Linked DNA regions of Homo sapiens: regions 1, 3 and 4 are each linked to region 2. Evidence: read pairs that join two places in POLR2A ChIA-PET (ENCODE). Cell type or tissue: HepG2. All regions are shown on one strand.

Region 1 (5,000 bases), 65 kb before region 2:
TAAGCAATTGTATGCATATGCTACATTTTGTTTATCCATTCATCCTGTAATGGACATTTGGGTTGTTTCCACCTTCTGTCTATTGTGAATATTGCTGCTATAAACAGTCATGTGCAAGTCTGTGTGTGAACATGTGTTTTCATTTCTCTTGGGTAAAATACCTAGGAGTGGAATTGCTGGGTGATATGGTAACTCTATATTTAACCAAACAGGGAACTGCCAGAATGTTCTCCAAAGTGGCCATACCATTTTACATGACCACAAGTGGTGCAGGAGGAGTCCAATTGCTCTACATCTTCAACAACCAGAGTGCACGCATTTGCCTATCTATCACCTACACCTGGGAATATAAGTGGCCTGAAGGCTGGAGGTGCTCACCTCTGTACACGTCTCCCACCTTGGAACATAGTGGACCATGCATAGCAGATGAATGAGTAACATCCCTCTTCTTCTAGAAACTAGCATAGCACTCGGCAGAAGAAGGGCTTGCAGGCTGGGCACAGTGGCTCATGCCTGTAATCCCAGCACTTTGGGAGGCCAAGGCAGACGGATCATGAGGTCAGGAGATTGCGACCATCCTGGCCAACATAGTGAAACCCCATCTCTACTAAAAATACAAAAATTAGCTGGGCGTGGTAGTGCGTGCCTGTAATCCCAGCTACTCAGGAGGCTGAGGCAGGAGAATTGCTTGAACCTGGGAGGCAGAGCTTGCAGTGAGCCAAGATCGCACCACTGCACTCCAGCCTGGCGACACAGTGAGACTCCGTCTCAAAAAAAGAAAAAAAAACAAAGGAAGGACTTGGAAATCGTTGAAACTTGCAAAGTCTGGTGGTTGTGGAGTCCGTTTGGCATGCATCCAATGTGCATTTAATTTTAGGCTGAATTTAAAATCGTTTGTTCTCCTCCCTCCCCCAACACACACACACACACTCCACACACACAATGAAATCTCGCTCTCTCATTTAATTTTCACAACTGCAAACAAATCTATGAACTCACATCAAGGTCATGGAGCCAAACCCTATGGCAAGCAAGGTGGCTTAGGTGTGCTCCACAGTCTGTCAAGGAACGCTGGGATGTGGCAGTTGTATTAAAGACAGGGTTAAGAATGTCACACCTGCAGGCACAGAGAGATTTTTTTGTGCTCATTTCTTTGGTTGAACTCAGAGGATCTGCAAATCAGGGCAGTTGGTCAAGTGATCTGGAATCAAGTCCAGACTCTATTGTTTACCATTTGTGAGGCTCTGGACAGGTTATTTTTTCTTTCTGGGCCTTACTCTTCTCATGCATCAATGGGAATAACAATGTTTACCCCCAGAGCGTTATTATTAAGTATGATAATATTTTTATTTTTATTTTGAGACAGGTTCTCACTCTGTCGCCCAGGCTGGAGTGTAGTGGCAGTGGTGTGATTATGGCTCATTGAGCCTCAACCTGCTGGACTCAAGTGATTCTCCTCAGCCTCCTGCGTAGGTGGGACTACACGTGTGTACCTCCACACCTGGCTGAAGTTTTTAAATTTTTGGTAGACATGGGGATCTTACTGTGTTGCCCAGGCTGATCTCAATCTCCTGAGCTCAGCGATCCTTCTGCCTCAGCCTCCCAAAGTCCTGGGGTTACAAGTGTGAGCCACCAAGCCTGGGCTATTAATATATAAGTATAAGGATTAAGTGAACTGATATATAATCACCCCTTCAGTAACTCCCCTCCCACTTAAAATAAAATCCAAGAAACCAGGATGTCTGGTCATTCTAACTCTAGATTACTTTGGACTTCAAAGCTCCTATGCAATAATGATGCCTGAAACCTAGAAGAAAAGGACCAGAATTCCAGAGGGTCCAAACTTACTTTCTGAATTCTGCCAAGGAGAAACAATATCCTATACACAGCTTGGCAGCTAAGGGAGAAGGCAGCCATGGTCCTTATCAACAGTGACCATCTATAGGATCATCTAAATTGGGACGCTCGTATGGATACAACAGATACTATTAATAATCACACGGGGACCGCAAGCATTAACCAGGACAGTCCTGGGCAAATTGGGCTGCAGGCTCACCCCAGTGTATCTATTTGCAGAATCTGGAGGGCGGGCCTCCTCAGCAAGCCTCTGGCGCATGTTTGAACTGCTCTTAAGCTGTTAAGCACTAAGCGCTGTCATCAAAGTGTTTTTCTGATAAGAAGCTCGAAGTCCACTGAGAAGAATCCAGTTGAGATAAATGGGCTCTCTACTCTGTGTCCATGTTACGGTTTTCAAGGTTCAATAGTTACCTGCCTAGGGTCTCCTCTGTAAGTCACCAATAACCCAGTTTGATTGTATTAAAAGCGCTGGAGTTTCTTAGGTCAAAAAGAACTGGCATAACTGATGTAGAAATAGCAGTTATTATTTTCCCAGCAGCTCTTCCACTCCAGGCACTGTTCTGAGTCATTTCAGCATCGTGATCTTTCTTGGAGGTGGTCGTTGTTAGACCCATTTTACGAGCGAGGACACTCAGGCTCAGAGTAAATAAGGAACTTGTCCGAGGTCACACAGCCTATAAGGGGCAGGCCTAAGAATCTGAATCTGGGGAGGTCTGACAGCAGGTCCTGGGCTCTTTATCTGTGTGGCCTCTTTCTTGTGTGGCGGTCTTTGATCTGCATCTCCTGGAGCCCTTGGGTTAATTGATCTGTCCATAGGAATCCTTAACCAGGTGTCCACGGACTCCCAAGCAGTCCTGGGATAGAATTTATGATACATTGATTAACAAACAGACAAACAAACAAAAACACATATATACTCTAATCTGCATTTTCTCATTTTTCCCCTTTCTTTCTTTTTTTTTTTTTTGTTTGAGACAGAGTCTCGCTCTGTCGTCCATGCTGGAGTGTAGTGGCGCGATCCTGACTCACTGCAACCTCTGCCTGCCAGGCTCAAGCGATTCTTGTACCTCAGCCTCCTGAGTAGCTGGGACTACAGGCGTGTGCTGCCACGCCCAGCTGATTTTTGTATTTTAAGTAGAGACAGGGTTATGCCATGTTGGCCAGGCTCGTTTCGAACTCCTGACCTCGTGATCTGCCCACCTTGGCCTCCCAAAGTGCTGGGATTACGGTCGTGAGCCACCACGCCCGGCCTATTTTCCACCTTTTGAATATAGGCAAACCACAGCAGAATTAGCAGTCCTTGAGACTTTGTTGCCAGTGGAAACCAGATATTTTCATCTTACACCAGAGTTACAAATAATAGGAAGTATCCTCTATAGTTATTGCTATCTCAAAATTACAGTTGTTAGAATCTGCACTGCATCTTGTCACTTAATGTGTTAATAAAAATGCACACATATTACCATATTATACATTTGTTTTAACATTTTTAGGGGAACTGCATTTTAATGTAATTGGATTTCTTTGCAAGCCTGTGCATTTTTTTGTCCTGAGAACGGGATCACAGGCTTCCTCAGACAACCAACAGGGTCCACGGTACAAAAAGATGGAACTACTGCAAAGAGTTGACGAATGGGCCAGTTAGTAAACAAATCATTCACTCTTTATGTGCAAAATTTTATCTAATTTCTCCATAACATCACCAAAACTTGCACATGTAAGTAGAGAAAGCCTTAATGGAAATTTCTCATTCATTTATTTCTTTTCTTTCTTTTTTTTTTTTTGAGACGGAGTCTCTGTTGCCCAGGATGGGGTGCAGTGGTGCGATCTCAGCTCACGGTAACCTCCACCTCCTGGACTCAAGCGATTCTCCTGCCTCAGCCTCCCGAGTAGCTAGGACCATAGGCACATGCCACCGTGTGTGGCTAATTTTTATATTTTTAGTAGAGACAGGGTTTTGCCACGTTGGCCAGGCTGGTCTCGAACTCCTGACCTCAGGTGAGCCACCCTCCTTGGCCTCCCAAAGTGCTGGGATTACAGGTGTGAGCCACCATGCCCAGCCCATTTATTTCTTAAATGGATGTTAATTGGGCACCTCCTGGGTACCAGGCCCTGTGAATGGCATGGGAGATACAGGAGGGGACAGGACAAACATAGATGAAAGCCCCAGCTTTCGTGGAGCTGACATGATAAGCGGTCAAAGCAACAATCAAACAATAATCGTACATAGAATTAGCTAACCCAAGTGTGACGAGCTGTGGCAGAATGCACTGAGAATTCTTTAACCAAGTACTGCTTGGCCAAGATCTGAAAGATGATCAAGTGCCAACAGGCAGAGAGTTTAGGCAGAGCAGCCCAGGCTCAGCACCAAGGAGCTGAAGCCAGTTCTCTTAGGCCAACCAGAGCCAACTGTTAAATTTTCAGGAATTTTGTGACCTGATTGTTAAACATAGCCATTATTAAAATGGTTATATAAACTTACAATTAAATAAATTATATTGAAAATAAATATCTCTAGCATGGCTCTAGAGATCTTAACAGGTGGATACTGCTGTATTCTTTTTTTTGAGACGGAGCCTCGCTGTCCCCCAGGCTGGAGTGCGGTGGCGCGATCTCGGCTCACTGCAAGCTCCACCTCCCAGGTTCACACCATTCTCCTGCCTCAGCCTCCTGAGTAGCTGGGACTACAGGCACCCGCCACCAAGCCCGGCTAATTTTTTGTTTTTTAGTAGAGACGGGGTTTCACCGTGTTAGCCAGGATGGTCTTGATCTCCTGATCTCGTGATCCACCCGTCTCGACCTCTCAAGAGACTGCTGTATTCTTATACCGTGCAAGGATAATGGAACCCTCCCTCCCTCCCTCCCTCCCTTCATTCCTTCCTTCCTTCCTTTTTTTTTTTTTTTTTCTGAGGCGGGGTCTTACTCTGTTGCCCAGGCTGGAGTGCAGTGGCTCAATCTTAGCTCACTGCAGCCTTGAACTCCTGGAATCAAGCAATTCTCTCATGTCAGTCTCCTGGGTAGTTGGAACTACAGGCGCATGTCACCATGTCCAGTTAATTTTTAAACTTTTGTAGAGATGTGATCTCACTGTATTGCCAGGGCTGGTCTCAAACTCCTGGCCTCAAACAATCCTCCTGCATTGG
Region 2 (5,000 bases):
TCTGAACACAAATCCGAACTATCCCAAGACCTGTACCCAAATAAAAATGAAAACAAAACTCAACTAAAACTTAAAACTGTGTCTTCCAAGGGACAAAAAAATCTGTATGTTGAAACTTAAATTAACTTTCCTGAATTTTCTTGTTGCATCATTTGGCCAGTAAGGCAGGAGCACGGTGTTCTCTCTGCTTTTCTGGTCCTTGAAGCATGTGCTTCGTCTGCATAATGGACCAATCAGAGCTGTTTATGTTTCTGTCCTAGCACCGCCCCCATGCAGCAGATATTTGATAAAGTTGGTGGAAGGCAATTGTTGAATTCTATAAATATATGGCAATTGCATCAATGCATGCTATATTTGTTTTACAGAAATTTAAGGTCGCTGTAGGTATTGTGCGTTTCTACATCAAAGCTTCAAAAATAGTTCCGGGGTGTGGAGGTGCACATAGCTTCTACTAGCAATACACACACTCTGGAGCACTCCCGGGAAGTCGTGGCCTCTGGGTTTTCTGTTTGTTTTTCTGTCTCCTTTGCAATGTAAATGAAATCACTTTCTCAGCCTGATCATTGCTCGAGGGAAATGCATGCCTGGAAAATAATCAACAGAGAGGAGAATGTAGACAAGTAAGTAAACAGTTTAATGAATATAAAATAAAACGTGAATTAAAGCTGGCTTTCAGAACCTACCATTATCCTTTCATCCACTGTTTATTCAATAATTACACAGTCAATTACAACTTGCATAAAGGATTTTATATACCTATTAGTCTATAAATATCTACAGTATATGCGTATTTATAGATAAAGAGGGAGGAGAGGATCGTGACTGAGGAAAAGCGTTCTGACAGAAATAACTGCAAATATTGCAAGGTTGAGCTTCTACCAATGCTAGTTTTTCCTGACCCAGGAGAACTCACATAGTGTTATGAATTTTAATATCACAGCAATTTTTTATCGAGAACCTAACAGGAGCCGCACATTGGATTAACCGAGAAATCTCTCTGTATCTATACTCATATTATTTCTAACCCATGTGACACAGCCACCAGATATCCCATTTTACAGAGGAGAACACTGAGACTCAGGAAGCAGTTCGAGCCTGTGTTTGAACTCTATTATGTTTCACGAGAGAATAGGCCTGTGATGAAGTTTGGCTACCCACCTGTGTACAGAGAGGGCCGATGGAAGACAAACAATGCAGGCATATTGATATCCATGTGGCTGTCGCATTTTTTGTGTGCCAGGATTAATGTAATAGAACACTCAGCATGGAAAGCCACCCCGGGGCTGCTCCTGTATATATTTTGTTACATATTCCCTTCTGTTTCCCTTCAGTCATTTAACATAGAGCTTCTTTCACTGGAGGACGAGAATAGGCGTGGTGAGTATGTCTCCTGGATTAGCAGGTGCCTCTGGTTTGAAAATGTTCATTCTCAGAACCATCGGTGAAACCCAGAGATGAAATCTTACAAGCTAATGATAAAGCTTCAAGTAGCCACCACCATGGGAAGGACTTAATTATGTGATGTTTAAAGCAGTGTCTGTAGATTACACAGATATGGTGTCTCCTTTCTGTCTGGCACATGCCTTACAAGGCACCTTTATTGAATCATGACTGTTAGCTTTCCTTGGCTGTGTATTAGGGCCCTGGAAGCTTCTATTCAGGTTTAGCTATTATCCACGCAAAGATCGTTATTGCTCTCTTGTTTGTATTTTAGCCTGGAGATTTGTCAAGGAAAGAAAAAACAATTAGGTAACTGTGTAATGACAAAAGAGCAATTTGGTTTGAAAAGTCTCAGAAAACAGCTATTTTTTTTTTTTAACTTCTAGGGCATTTCTGCTTTTTTGAAAACAAAATATGTTTAGGAGAATCTTTGTTTTTACAGATACAAAATAAAGCAAGAGGGTTTCTGCCTTTCTAGTTAAAGAGCAATCTTTAAAAGTCATCCAAGAAAAGTTGGCTCTGTTTTCTGAATTGCTATTTGGGAGAACAAAAGAAGCAAGGGAAAGTTTGACTTGACTTCCTCTACAATTTGTTTATATCATCGGAGCAGAAAGAATCTCAGGGCTCAGCTCTCCACTTCCTGAATGAGGAGAGAGAGAGAGAAAAAAAAATGCCCGTGTGTCAAATTCATTGAGATGTGCAAAGTGATCAGCAAAAATCCTGATGGACTGGAGCCCAAATGGCAAAGGAAGGATATTCTTCAATTCAGCTGCTATCTGGCAAGAGAGCTGCAAAGTCCTGATGGCGAGTGTCACCAAATACCTCCTCCTCTCCTCCCCAGCCACAGAAAGGACAGGCAAGGAGGGTGCAGCCTCTCCTGGCCTGTTGCTATGGAGTCGGGCTAATCCAAGACAATGTTTCAGTCGGTCCAATCCAAAGACAGCAGTGGTAGCAATGGAATAGCATTGAAATTATAAATATTTACTTGAAAATAATGCTCAAGCCAGACTTAACTGAAATGATAAGGTCCTGTTTACTTCTCTTGGTAGTAGCCAGCTGAAACAACCAAACCAGTTAAGCAACATTTTTTTTTTTTTTTTTTTGGTCAGGTATGTACTGAATCACTGGCAGCAAACTTGTGGGATTTTAGGAGAGAGCTTTTCTCTCTCTCTCTCTCTCTCTCTCAATTCTGGGCAGAATGCTTATTTTTGTTTCGTTTTGTTTGTTTTAAGGAAAACAACAACAGAACTTGAGGCTGGCTGAGTTTATTAGATTACTGATTATCACTGTTAGTTTCCCGCTGCTTGTATTTGTTGGGGGTGGTAAGGGAGATGAGGACAAGAATTCAGATGAAAAACACCCAGGCTTTTCTCTTCATGAAATCCCCCCTGTGAGGTTTTCCAGCTTGCCTTCCCATAACTTGATTCTGATGAGGTCTGCCATAGCTAACCTATTAAAGAGAACATTGAAATTGGTGGGTGAAAAGGGTTAAAAATACAGCTTAGCAGTGAATATATTCGGGTTTAGCACCCTTACTGGAGGCTGTGATTTCACTGGCCTTGGAATACCAGAGGGAATTGCAAAACATGTAGATAGAATGAAGAGATAGAGTGCAGATAGAGTGGGGACAGAACAGAGTGGTAAAGAGAACCAGGCTAAGGGTGGCTACTTCCCTCTGAAGGGTGGGTCATTCTTGCTAAAGTGGGTTTCTTGGTGAATTACAGTGGCAGCTCAGAGCTGGGTAAGAGGAGAAAATGCCATCCAATAAGGCTGGAGGCAGTTTGAAAGATGAATAATATAACATGCAGTGATTTCAAACTTCACGCTTTCTTATTGAAAGTTTTTCTTCCAGTTTGGAAGGCAAGTTTCAATCGATTCTCTTGTCTAATCCCTGCTTCCTGCCAGGCTGAGCTGTTGCTGTTTTCAAGAAGAAACCTGGGCCTTGATTTGAATGCTTCAAACACTCAGTGCTCAATTAGCCCTCTTTTGAATCCTCTCTGACGGTTGGTTAAATATGGGTCGAAAGTGCTTTTTTAAAGTGGAACTGATCTTGGGTTGAGGTAACTTAATCTTCCGGGTGTTAAGACGCTGAAAAATAATGTTTTAACGGAACAATTACTAGAAGACATGGAAATTGCATTAGGCTCGTCTGTCCAGTTCTATTTTATAGACATGAACATTTCAAAGTACAAAAGGCTATTCTATAAAAAGGACACTTGGCTATTCTTTATAAAGGTTCCCCTTGTACTTTTATAGAATGTTTACAAGGTTAATAAGTATGCTTTTTTTTTTATCACTGTATATTTTAAATGGCCCAACGACTGCTCCCACGTTGATTTGAGAATCATTGAAACTGCCTGAATGGAGCAGGGGTATCCTTTGTTTCCCATTGATTTGGAAACAAAAGACTCAGGGGGGAAAGAAAAGTTTAGTTTGCTTCTGAATGCCATATGCAGATGAACGTTCTGCTGATAAAATACACCAAGGATCTGAAAACTTTTTCAAGTCTTAGAACAGGAAGGTTACTCTTGCAGTCACACTGCATGTTTGAACCTGCCTTCCATTTTTCATTTCTCCCATTGTGCCCTGGGCTACCATGGGATTACTTATGTCACACACCCAAGTCTTCGGAAAAAAATAAACAGCAGTCAATAGAAGAGAACCACCATCAAACGAGGCAAAAGTTGTCTGCTGTTTCTTACTTAGGAAATACCCCATGGACATCATCAGTAAATAAGGTCCCCCACTTTCCCCCTCATCATTTTTCCCAATTTCTCTATATCCAAGATTCCCATCCTTGGCGCTAATATTTACGACTAGAACATTCTTTATTGTTGGTGGCTGTCCCGGGCAGTGTAGGGTGCTCACCAGTATCTGGTGACAGTAGCTGTTCCCTCTACAGTCATGAAAATAAAAAATGTGAAAATTGAGAGCTGGGCACAGTGGGTTCACCTGTAGCCCCAGCTACTCAGATGGCTGAGGCAGGAGGTTCCTTTAAGCCCAGGAGTTCTAGTCAAGCCTGGGTAATGTAGGAAGACATTGCCTCTAAAATACATATATACACATATATATTTTATATACAATATATTATATATTTTATATACAATATATTATATATTTTATATACAATATATTATATATTTTATATACAATATATTATATATTTTATATACAATATATTATATATTTTATATACAATATATTATATATTTTATATACAATATATTATATATTTTATATACAATATATTATATATTTTATATACAATATATTATATATTTTATATACAATATATTATATATTTTATATACAATATATTATATATTTTATATACAATATACTACATATGATATATTATATATAATTTATTATTTATATATAATATATATTATAGAATATATATTATGTAATATATATAATCATAATATATAATATATATAATAATATATTATATATATTATATATCATATATAACGCATATAATATATATTATATAATGCATATAATATATATTATATAAAACATAATATATATAATACATACAACATATAATATATTGT
Region 3 (5,000 bases), 220 kb before region 2:
ACTGCAACCTCCGCCTCCTTGGTTAAAGGGATTCTCCCGCCTCAGCCTCCTGAGTAGCTGGGACTATAGGCGTGCACCACCACAACCTGATAATTTTTGTATTTTTAGTAGAGATGGGGTTTCCCTATGTTGACCAGGCTGGTATCGACCTCCTGGCCTCAGATGATCCACCCGCCTCGGTCTCCCAGAGTGCTGGGATTACAGGCGTGAGCCACTATGCTTGGCCACAAAATGACTTTCTGTAGGTCTCTGCCAACAAAGAGAATCAACTTTCATCTATTCCTAAAATAAAAGCACCTTGGAGAAGGAAAAACGAGAAAAAATGAGCAGTTATGGGCTGGGTGCATTGGTTCACGCCTGTAATCCCAGCACTTTGGGAGGCCGAAGAAGGTGGATCACAAGGTCAGGAGCTTAAGACCAGCCTGACCAATATGGTGAAACCCTGTCTCTACTAAAAATATTTAAAAATTAGCCAGGTGTGGTAGTGTGTGCCTGTAATCCCAGTTACTCGGGAGACAGGCAGGAGAATCGCTTGACCCCAGGAGGCGGAGGTTGCAGCGAGCCGAGATCGAGCCACTGCACTCCAGCCTGGGCGACAGAGCAAGACTCTGTCTCAAAAAAAAAAAAGAGCAGTTATGTTGAAAGGACAGAACTTGGAAGGGCAGCTTGTTGAAATATAAAAGGAGGGTATTTTAGGGCAGTGAAACTATTCTGTATGATACTGTAATGGTAGATACATGTCACTATGCATTTGTCAAAACTCATAGTCCTGTACAACACAAAGAGTGAACTGTAATGTAAACTATAAACGTTAATTAGTAATAATGTATTACTATTCGTTCATCAAGTGTATCAAATGGACCACATCAATGCAGGATGTTACTAATAGGGGGAATTGTACAGATGGAAGGAGGGAGTTGGAGAAGAGGGCATATGAGAACTTGTCACACCGTCTGGTCAATTTTCTGTAAACTAAAACTCCTCTAAAAAAATAAAGTCTGGGTCGGGCGTGGTGGCTCATGCCTGTAATCCTAGCACTTTGGGAGGCTGAGGCGGGCAGATTACCTGAGGTCAGGAGTTCGAGACCAGACTGGCCAAAATGGTGAAACCCCGTCTCTACTAAAAATACAAAAAAATTAGCTAGGCCTAGTGGCACACGTCTGTAGTCCCAGCTACTCAGGAGGCTGAGGTATGATAATTGCTTGAACCCAGGAGGCAGAGGTTGCAGTGAGCCGAGATCATGCCATTGCACTCCAGCCTGGGTGACAAAAGCAAAACGCCCTCTCAAAAATAAATAAATAAATAAAGTCTGTTAATTTAAAAATAAATAAATGCTTAAAAGGCACTCTGTCTAATGAGTACAAAAATTGGAAGGAAAATGACCCTTCACTTCACTGTTGCATGAACAGGAAATGGAAATGTTTTTGGGCATATGTATCTCTTGGGAGAGTGAGGTGGAAAACAATACCAGCCACCATTCTTTAATTTGGATTGATCCACTGTTCTTGATTTTGAATAGCAGGTGGCTTTGCTGTGGTGTTATTGTTGTTGCTCTTTTTTTGTTTGTTTGTTTGAGACAGAGTCTTGCTCTGTCGCCTAGGCTGGAGCATAGTGGCGCGATCTCGACTCACTACAACCTCCGCCTCCCGGGTTCAAGCGATTCTCCTACTGGGATTACAAGCACATGACACCATGCCCGGTTAATTTTTGTACTTTTAGTAGAGACAGGATTTCACCATGTTGGTCAGGCTGGTCTCGAACTCCTGACCTCGTGAACCACCCACCTTGGCCTCCCAAAGTGCTGGGATTATAGGCGTGAGTCACTGTGCCCGAACGTTGCTCTTTAATGTTAGTATTTTGTTATCCCAAAGAAAGCTCTCAGACCACGGAGACTCTTAAAAGACAATATCAAATGTTTCAACAACTGACAAACCTCAGACTTCCTGTATTTCTGTAAGTTGCAGTTTTCCCTTCCTTCTTCTTCTAATTTGTTAATATCTCTGGGGCCACAGGCTCTCTCTCTCTCACACAGGTCTCTAACTAGATCAGTGGATCAAAGGTGAGGCTTTGCTAAGTAATCAGGGTAATTTCACCGGTGTAGCAAGCTATTAAAAACAGACCTGCAGGGTTTTTCAAGGACAACCAAGGTATTGATTTGGCAACCAAAAACTCCTGTAGTGCAAGCAATAATACACCAGGGCCAGTGTTTCCAACACCGTCACAACTCCTCCCCCTCCCTGTCCCTAGTGACATTACAAAAGGCACAGCTAAGGCCGATACTCCAGCTCCTATGCCCCTGCTCCTGTCTTCAAAAGGAACGTCACTGTTATAAATTAGACAAGGGAAGAAAAACCTCATTTCTTTGATGATTTTTTTAAAGAGCTTTGTTTTCCCACGCATAATTGTTCTTCCTATTCATTATGCCTTTATGTAGACTTTGCTTTTTCCTTTAAAGAATACACTTCTTATGTAATTTGTTTTGCATTTCTGGAATGAGGAACTTTTCTGCTCATATTGTTGTTAAAATCTAGACAACACGCCCGTGTGATAGATCACCCTGAGCCTTGGAAGGAAATGATTCACCACAATACTGTAACTGAAAGTCGTCTAACACCAGGGCTGGAAGGCAGGCTATGAACCGCTGCATTACCTGCGTGCAGCAGCAATGGGAGGCAGCCAGAGGTTCCCTCGGCCTGCCTAGCTCACTTCAGCTTTGTTCCTGTTCTGTTTCCTCCGTCCGAGTAGCAGGATGCTGGAAATTCATCCTCCATTTTTAAGTTTTAAAAGAAACCCAAAAATTGTGATTTTTTTTTTTTTTTTGACACCGAGTTTTGCTCTTGTCACCCAGGCTGAAGTGCAATGGCACGATCTTGGCTCACTGCAACTTCTGCCTCCCAGGTTCAAGGGATTCTCCTGCCTTAGCCTCCTGAGTAGCTGGGATTCCAGGTGCCCAGCATATGCCCAGCTAATTTTTGTATTTTTAGTAGACTCAGTGTTTCACCATCTTGGTCAGGCTGGTCTTGAACTCCTGACCTCAGGTGATCTGCCCATCTCAGCCTCCCAAAATGTTGGGATTACAGGGGTGAGCCACTGCACCCAGCTGGGATTTTTAATAAGCCACATCTGCCCAAATGGGCCTTTCCAGGCTACTGTCTTATAATTTTGCACTTAAATTTGTATTTAAACCACACATTAATGCACTGTATGGAAAAAGTGAACACCAAACATACCTATTACTAATAAAAAGATTTCAAACAATAAAGCCAAAAGAGCAGAGAAACTAAAAATAAAAAATATGTATTTTATTTTCCTCTGCATGTTTTTGGTGAAGGCAGATCATAGATTACGCCCATGTCAGAAACAATGCAATTTTATAATTCTTATGAAAAATGGGCCAGGCGCAATGGCTCATACCTGTAATCCCAGCACCTTTGAGAGGCCTAAGTGGGTGGATCACCTGAGGTAGGGAGTTGGAGACCAGCCTGACCAACATGGAGAAACCCCGTCTCTACTAAAAATACAAAATTAGCTGGGCATGGTGGTGCATGCCCGTAATCCCAGCTACTAGGGAGGCCGAGGCAGGAGAATTGCTTGAACCCAGGAGGCAGAGGTTGCAGTGAGCCGAGATCGCTGGTTGTGGTGGTGTGCACCTGTAGTCCCAACTAGTCTGGAGGCTGTGGTGGAAGAATCTCTTGAGCCTGGGAGGTTGACGCTGCAGTGAGCCAAGATTGTCACCGAACTCCAGCCTGGGCAACAAAGCAAGACCTTGTCTCCAGAAAAACAAAAACAACAACAAAAAAAACTAATTAATATTTCAGTAAAATTTAGGTATAAATTTGGCAAGAATATAGTTCTTCACTTTTTTTCACTATGCTGCTCTTTTCTAAAATCAATTGATGAAATTTAAAAATTCGAGTGAATGTGTGTATGAAAACTGAATTAATCTGATATTTTCTTATATAAATTTGATTTCCATGATTACAGCTGAAATTGAGTTTAAGCTAACACAAATATTCAGGTGGTTTCCCTCCCTCCCTCTGTCCCTCCCTCTTTCTCTTTCTTTCTCCCTTTCTTTCTTTCTTCTTTCTTTCGACAGGATCTCTCTCTGTCGCCCAGGCTGGGTGTGGTGGCGGGTGCCTGTAATCCCAGCTGCTGGGGAGGCTGAGGCATGAGAATCACTTGAGCCTGGGAGGCAGAGGTTGCAGTGAGCCGACATCAGGCCACAGCACTCCAGCCTGGGCAACAGAATGAGACTATGTCTCAAAAGAATAAATAAAATGAAATGAAATGATGATAATAATAATAATAATAGTGCTAGTCTTAAGAGTGGGCTGTGCGGCTGGGCGCAGTGTAACCCCAGCATTTTGGGAGGCTGAGATGGGTAGATCACCTGAGGCCAAGAATTCAAGACCAGCCTGGCCAACATGATGAAACCCGTCTCTACTAAAAATACAAAAATTATCCAGGCATGGTGGCGCGCACCTGTAATCCCAGCTACTTAGAGACTGAGGCAGGAGAATCACTTGAACCCAGGAGGCAAAGGTTGCTGTGAGCCAAAGATCATGCCACTGCACTTCAGCCTGGGCGACAGAGCAAGACTCTGTCTCAAAAAAAAAAAGAGTGGGCTGTGACAGATGGATGACAATCCATTGAAAGCAGGTCTCAGCCATCTAGGTCAATCTGGGCAGCTGCTTATTTCTGTAAATAAAGTTTTATTGGAACACAGTTGAGCCTACTCATTTACATATTGGCAATGGCCTCTGTTCTACTTCCGGTTAAGACAAAGCCTCTAGCGCTCAAAGCCTAAAACAGGTATTAGCTGATGCTTTGCAGAATGTTTACTGACCCCTAATCTAAAGTATTTAGTACAGTTACTCGCATCTGGAAGATACCTGCTATTTATATGTTAAGTAAACTCAAAGGCAAAGATCAGCTTCTGTTTATCATTCTTCCTTTCCCTGGGTTCAGCAAAGGCCTTGCACATGTAGTGTGTGCTTTGT
Region 4 (5,000 bases), 97 kb before region 2:
ATAGTGAAACCTCGTCTCTACTAAAAATACAACAAATTAGCCGGGCGTGGTGGTGGGCACCTGTAATCCCAGCTACTCAGGAGGCTGAGGCAGGAGAGTTGCTTGAACCCGGGAGGTGGAGGTTGCAGTCAGCCGAGATTGCGCCATTGCACTCCAGCCCAGGCGAGAGTGTGAGACTCCATCTCAAAAAAATAAATGAATAAATAAATAAATAAAATAAAATAAACCCAATGGTGCTGAAGGTTGGAAGCTGAGTGTGTGGGAAGTAACCATTTGAGTGTTTCCGAGTTTCTTTCTTTGATGGCGGACATAGCGATGGACTGAATGTTTGTTTTCCCTCCAAATTCATCTGTTGAAATCTTAATCCCTAATGTGTTGGTATTTGAAGGTGGGGATCTTTGGGAGGTGGTGAGGTCATGAGAGTGGAGCCCTCATGCGTGGGATTAGTGCCCTTATAAAGGCAATCCCAGGGAACTTTCCCTTTCTGCCACGTTGGCAGTCTGCAGCCTGGAAGCCGGCTGTCACCAGAGCCTGATGGTAGTACCCAGAGGTCAGTGGGAGTCAGAGATCAGGATACCAGATGCTGACATTCTGTTCTCTGACTTCCAGCTTCTAGAACTGGGAGAAATCAATGTCTGTTGCTCTAAGCTACCCAGTCTATGGTATTTTGTTACGGTAGCCCAAAGGGACTAAGACAGACATGTAGAATGATTTTGGCCTAGTGATCAAAATTGTGCTAGGATTAAGTTTCTGGAAGAAAGAAATTTTGAAAGAAAAAAGTGAAAGTGCTTGCTTTCTAGTTTGGAACCATGATTTCGGATTCCCTGGTCCTATGGCTCTTTGCACTTCCCCTACACCTTTCCAATGATTGCTTCATTTACTCAAACCAAAACCAAAACCAAAACCAAAACAAGCCCCAAGTCCCCCAAACCTGTTAAAAGATACCAGTGGAGCATTGGCTATGTGCAAACTCTGTGACAGACACCGGGAATGAGACACCAAGGCAGATAAAAGTCTTACAATCTAATCAAATGGAAGCACACACCAAAGAAATACTTTCACAACTAATCATTTAATTACCATGCTTTCCCCACAAAACATTTTATTACTATAATTGATATTTTTCTTACCATTTTTGGCAACATTAATCAAATAATAAATTTCATCTGGAAGAACAAGCCAGCAAAATAGACAAGGAAATTCACAAAGGTAATAACAAAATAGTAATCTTGACATATTCAATATATTTGTAAGCAAAGCAAAGTGACATTGCCTTAAAATATAGAGAGGTATCAACAGAAAAACAGAGAAAACTCCTGAAAGAGTTCAACTCATTATATAAATTTTAATTTGGTTGCAGTTAATCACCATTTTCAATTTGCTGTGAAGAGAAATATACATGGGATGCAATGAGACTATGTCTGAGTTGCATCCAAACTTCTAACCTACCCCGTCTACTTGTGATTTCTTTTCCATTTGCCTCACTGTAGTGTATTGGCTAAACATGTAGACAGGTAGATCTGACTACAGGGTTTCATATCTGGTTTTGGCCCTTCGTGGATGTGTAACCTTAGCTAAGTTACTGAACCTACCTGAGCCCTAGGTCCCTCAGCTGTCGAGTGAAAATAATAGAAGTACCTACTCCTAGGCTTATCATGAAAATCAGATGAGATGATCTGAGTGAAAGCACTTAGCCTTGGAATGGAGCACACAGCAGGTGCTCAATTAAGGCTAGTTGTTATTATTAGTCTCTGAAAGTGATCTCTACATTGTTCTCTCCCCCATGCCGGGAGGCACTGAATTAACTTACTCAAGATGCGACAAGGAACATAGTTTGGAGACTGACTTAGCACTGACCTGCCCCTGTCAGAGCCTGGACATTGTTCAATAGCTGTGCATTTTGGGGCAAGCCACACACCCCCCTGGGAGACCCCATTGCCCTCATCTACAAAAGGAAGATGATAAATCCCTTTGACAATTAGAGTTAATAAGTAGAAAACACTTAGCTCAGGAAATGTCCGCTGCTGTTATTATTTTTTTTTAAATTTGTATTTTTTTGTAATTTTATCGGAGCCTCTTTTCATTATACAGCTGCTGTTATTATTACATTAATATTATTTTTAGGCTCTGTAAAAAACATAATAATGCCTTACTATGTCTTTTAATCCCACAGGTTTAGTGGTGTTTATGCCTCAATTTGAAAGTGGAATTTCAAAGTCCACTGAAAGTCTTTCTCTGAAGAGTGAATTGTCTTTATCCCTTAGCGTCTCTCCTGAAAGCTCTTATTTGGTGAGTAAATTTACAAGACGGGTGCTAGATAAGGGATTCATGTGGAGTTTGTCCTTAAAACACTTCTTTAATCTCTGCAGTTGCTGTGGAATTTGTGTCATTTTTGCTTGGGTGATCAGATTACATTTCATAAACAATATCCCCTATGTTTAAAAATCTTTAAACAGCCACTTGGAAGTAGCTTGACGTGGACTACAGTTAATGCCTTGTTTAATGTGGCTCCTCCGTGGTAGACAGGGCTGACAATCAACTGCATATGCCCGCATCAGACTCCTAAGTAGATTTCTATATTTTACAGAATTTTTTTCTTATTTGAACTAGTTTTTTGGTTTTCTAATATCTCATATAGGATAATTTTGGTACAACGATGGTTCTTGTAAGCTTCCAAAAATTGGAATCATTTTTATTGCTCTTTTGCCCTTGTTAAATCTTGGTTTTCTTCATCCAGAACTTTCTTTTGAGACAGGGTCTCACTCTGCTGCCCACGCTAGAGTGCAGTGCTGCAGTCTCGGCTCACTGCAGCCTCAACCTCCCAGTCTCAAGCCATCCTCCCACCTCAACCTCCTGAGTAGTTGGGACTACAGATGTGTGCCACCAAACCAGGATTCTAGAGAGATACACACACACACACACACACACACACACACACACACACATATATACATATATATACACACACACATATATATACACACATATATATATACACACACACATATATACACACACACATATATATATATATACACACACACACACACATATTCTTTTGAGACAGAGTCTTTCTCTGTTGCTCAGGCTGAAGTGCAGTGGTGCAATCTCGGCTTGCTGCAACTTCCATCCCCCAGGTTCAAGCAATTCTCCTGCCTCAGCCTCCCAAGTAGCCGGGATTACAGGCGTGCACCACCATGCCCGGCTAATTTTTCTGTTTTTAATAGAGACAAGGTTTCACCATGTTGGCCAGTCTGGTCTCAAACTCCTGACCTCAAGTGATCCACCCGCCTGGGCCTCTCAAAGTGATGGGATTACAGGTGTGAGCCATCGTGTCCGGCTGTATTTTTTAAAATAGAGATGAGGTTTCACCATGTTGGTCAGGCTGGTCTCAAACTCTTCGGCTCAAGTGGTCTGCCCGCCTTGGCCTCCCAAAGTGCTGGGTTTACAGGTTTGAGCCACTGTGCCCAGCCAGAACTTTCAAACATCAAAATTGCCAGCTCACTCTGACCCTTCCCCACCTTAATCACCCTGGGAATGACTGGGGAGAACTGGATATTTTATTTTCTTAACATGGTAAAACCCCATCTCTACTAAAAATACAAAAATTAGCTGGGCATGGTAGCGCACGTGCATCTGCCTCTGTTCACTGCAACTTGGTCTGGCCTCAGGGTTTTTTGCCCTTGCTTTTCCCTGGGCCTCTACAGTTCTGCCCCCAGAGCTTTGCCTGGCTCTTTTTTTTTTTTTTTTTTTTTTTTTTTTGAGACAGAATCTTGCTCTGTTGCCAGGCTGGAGTGCAGTGGCGGGATCTCAGCTCACTGCAACCTCTGTCTCCTGGGTTCAAGTGATTCTCATGCCTCAACCTCCCGAGTAGCTGGGACTACAGGTTCGCACCACCACACCCATCTAATTTTTGTATTTTTAGTAGAGATGGGGTTTCACCATGTTGGCCAGGATGGTGTTAATCTCCTGACCTCGTGATCTACCTGCCTCGACCTCCCAAAGTGTTGGGATTACAGGTATGAGCCACCGCGCCTGGCCTGCCTGGCTCTTTTCTAACTGTTCCTGTTCAGCAAAAATGTCACTTCCTCCAGGAGCCTTCCCTGATGTCCCCTGCCCTGCTTCAGTGGCTTCGCAGCACTGAGCAGTATCTGGAATTGTCTTTTCTATTTAATTCTAGCATTGTTTTTCCCCTCCCCTTCTAGAACAGGGTAGAATAGGAGCTGTCACTCTCAACACTATTGACAGTTGGGACCAGGTAACTTTTTGTTCCAGGGGCCGTTCTGTGCCTGACAGGGTCTGTATGTAGTGTGTCCCCGGCCTTCACTCACTGGATGCCACCAGCAGCTTCTCCTTGCCCCCCGCCAGCTGGACAATAAAAAATGTCTCCAGATATTACCAAATGTCTTCTGGGGCAAGGGGGCAAAATTGCACTGATCTAGAATTTAAGGTCTTTTTTTTTTAAGAGACGGAGTCTCGCTCTGTTGCCCAGGCTGGAGTGCAGTGGCACAATCTCGGCTCACTGCAACCTCTGCCTCCTGGGTTGAAGTGATTCTTCTGCCTCAGCCTCCTGAGTAACTGGGATTACAGGCACGCACCACCACGTCTGGGTAATTTTTGGAATTTTTAATAGAGACAGGATTTCACCATGTTGGCCAGGCTGGTCTCGAACTCCTGACCTCAGGTGATCCACCCGCCTCAGCCTCCCAAAGTGCTGGAATTACAGGTGTGAGCTACTGTGCTCGGCAATATCTGTCTAATTTTAGCTCCTGTTTTCTTAACCACTCTGCCATAGCACTTCTGTTAAAGCTATTCGGCAACAAATAAATCTTTTTTAGCATTAAAAATACAAAAAATCATGCTAAAAGATGCCCAGGGCTTCTGTTATTATGACCTATGCTTCCTTCTTGTGTCTTTAAAAACATTCAATTGTTACTGTTTATATTTTCTCTATTTTAAAATTTTAAACCATCCCCGCACAGCTTGCCTGGAAACTGTTG

The links. Peaks named below come from ENCODE experiments on the same cell type or tissue, not always from the same donor. Only the 100,000 strongest peaks of a DNase experiment are listed, where the experiment ranks them.
Region 1: POLR2A ChIA-PET joins it to region 2 with 32 read pairs; 8 of 35 experiments call an interaction of 5 or more read pairs at or near these places.
Region 3: POLR2A ChIA-PET joins it to region 2 with 10 read pairs; 14 of 35 experiments call an interaction of 5 or more read pairs at or near these places.
Region 4: POLR2A ChIA-PET joins it to region 2 with 11 read pairs; 18 of 35 experiments call an interaction of 5 or more read pairs at or near these places.

Annotation. Positions count from the first base shown.
Region 1 is chr20:53,798,875-53,803,874 of GRCh38, forward strand. No RefSeq gene overlaps it. Among named protein-coding and RNA genes, the nearest start is that of BCAS1-AS1, 110 kb to the right of the region's middle. RefSeq lists a silencer at 242-442 and an enhancer at 2,422-2,923. In HepG2, no CTCF peak of the experiment used is centred here; DNase peaks (open chromatin) are centred at 981, 2,157 and 4,883; H3K4me3 peaks cover 1,163 bases.
Region 2 is chr20:53,863,903-53,868,902 of GRCh38, forward strand. LOC124904935 (a long non-coding RNA gene) reads right to left here and starts at 2,262. Exons shown (of 2, transcript XR_007067665.1): 1 at 1,159-2,262; 2 at 1-584. In HepG2, no CTCF peak of the experiment used is centred here; DNase peaks (open chromatin) are centred at 449, 2,249, 2,519 and 3,019; H3K4me3 peaks cover 2,476 bases.
Region 3 is chr20:53,640,721-53,645,720 of GRCh38, forward strand. No RefSeq gene overlaps it. Among named protein-coding and RNA genes, the nearest start is that of ZNF217, 49 kb to the left of the region's middle. RefSeq lists enhancers at 2,559-2,608, 2,649-2,698. In HepG2, a CTCF peak has its summit at 2,222; a DNase peak (open chromatin) is centred at 2,171; H3K4me3 peaks cover 1,206 bases.
Region 4 is chr20:53,766,843-53,771,842 of GRCh38, forward strand. No RefSeq gene overlaps it. Among named protein-coding and RNA genes, the nearest start is that of BCAS1-AS1, 150 kb to the right of the region's middle. RefSeq lists enhancers at 807-976, 1,299-1,895. In HepG2, no CTCF peak of the experiment used is centred here; DNase peaks (open chromatin) are centred at 911 and 2,349; H3K4me3 peaks cover 648 bases.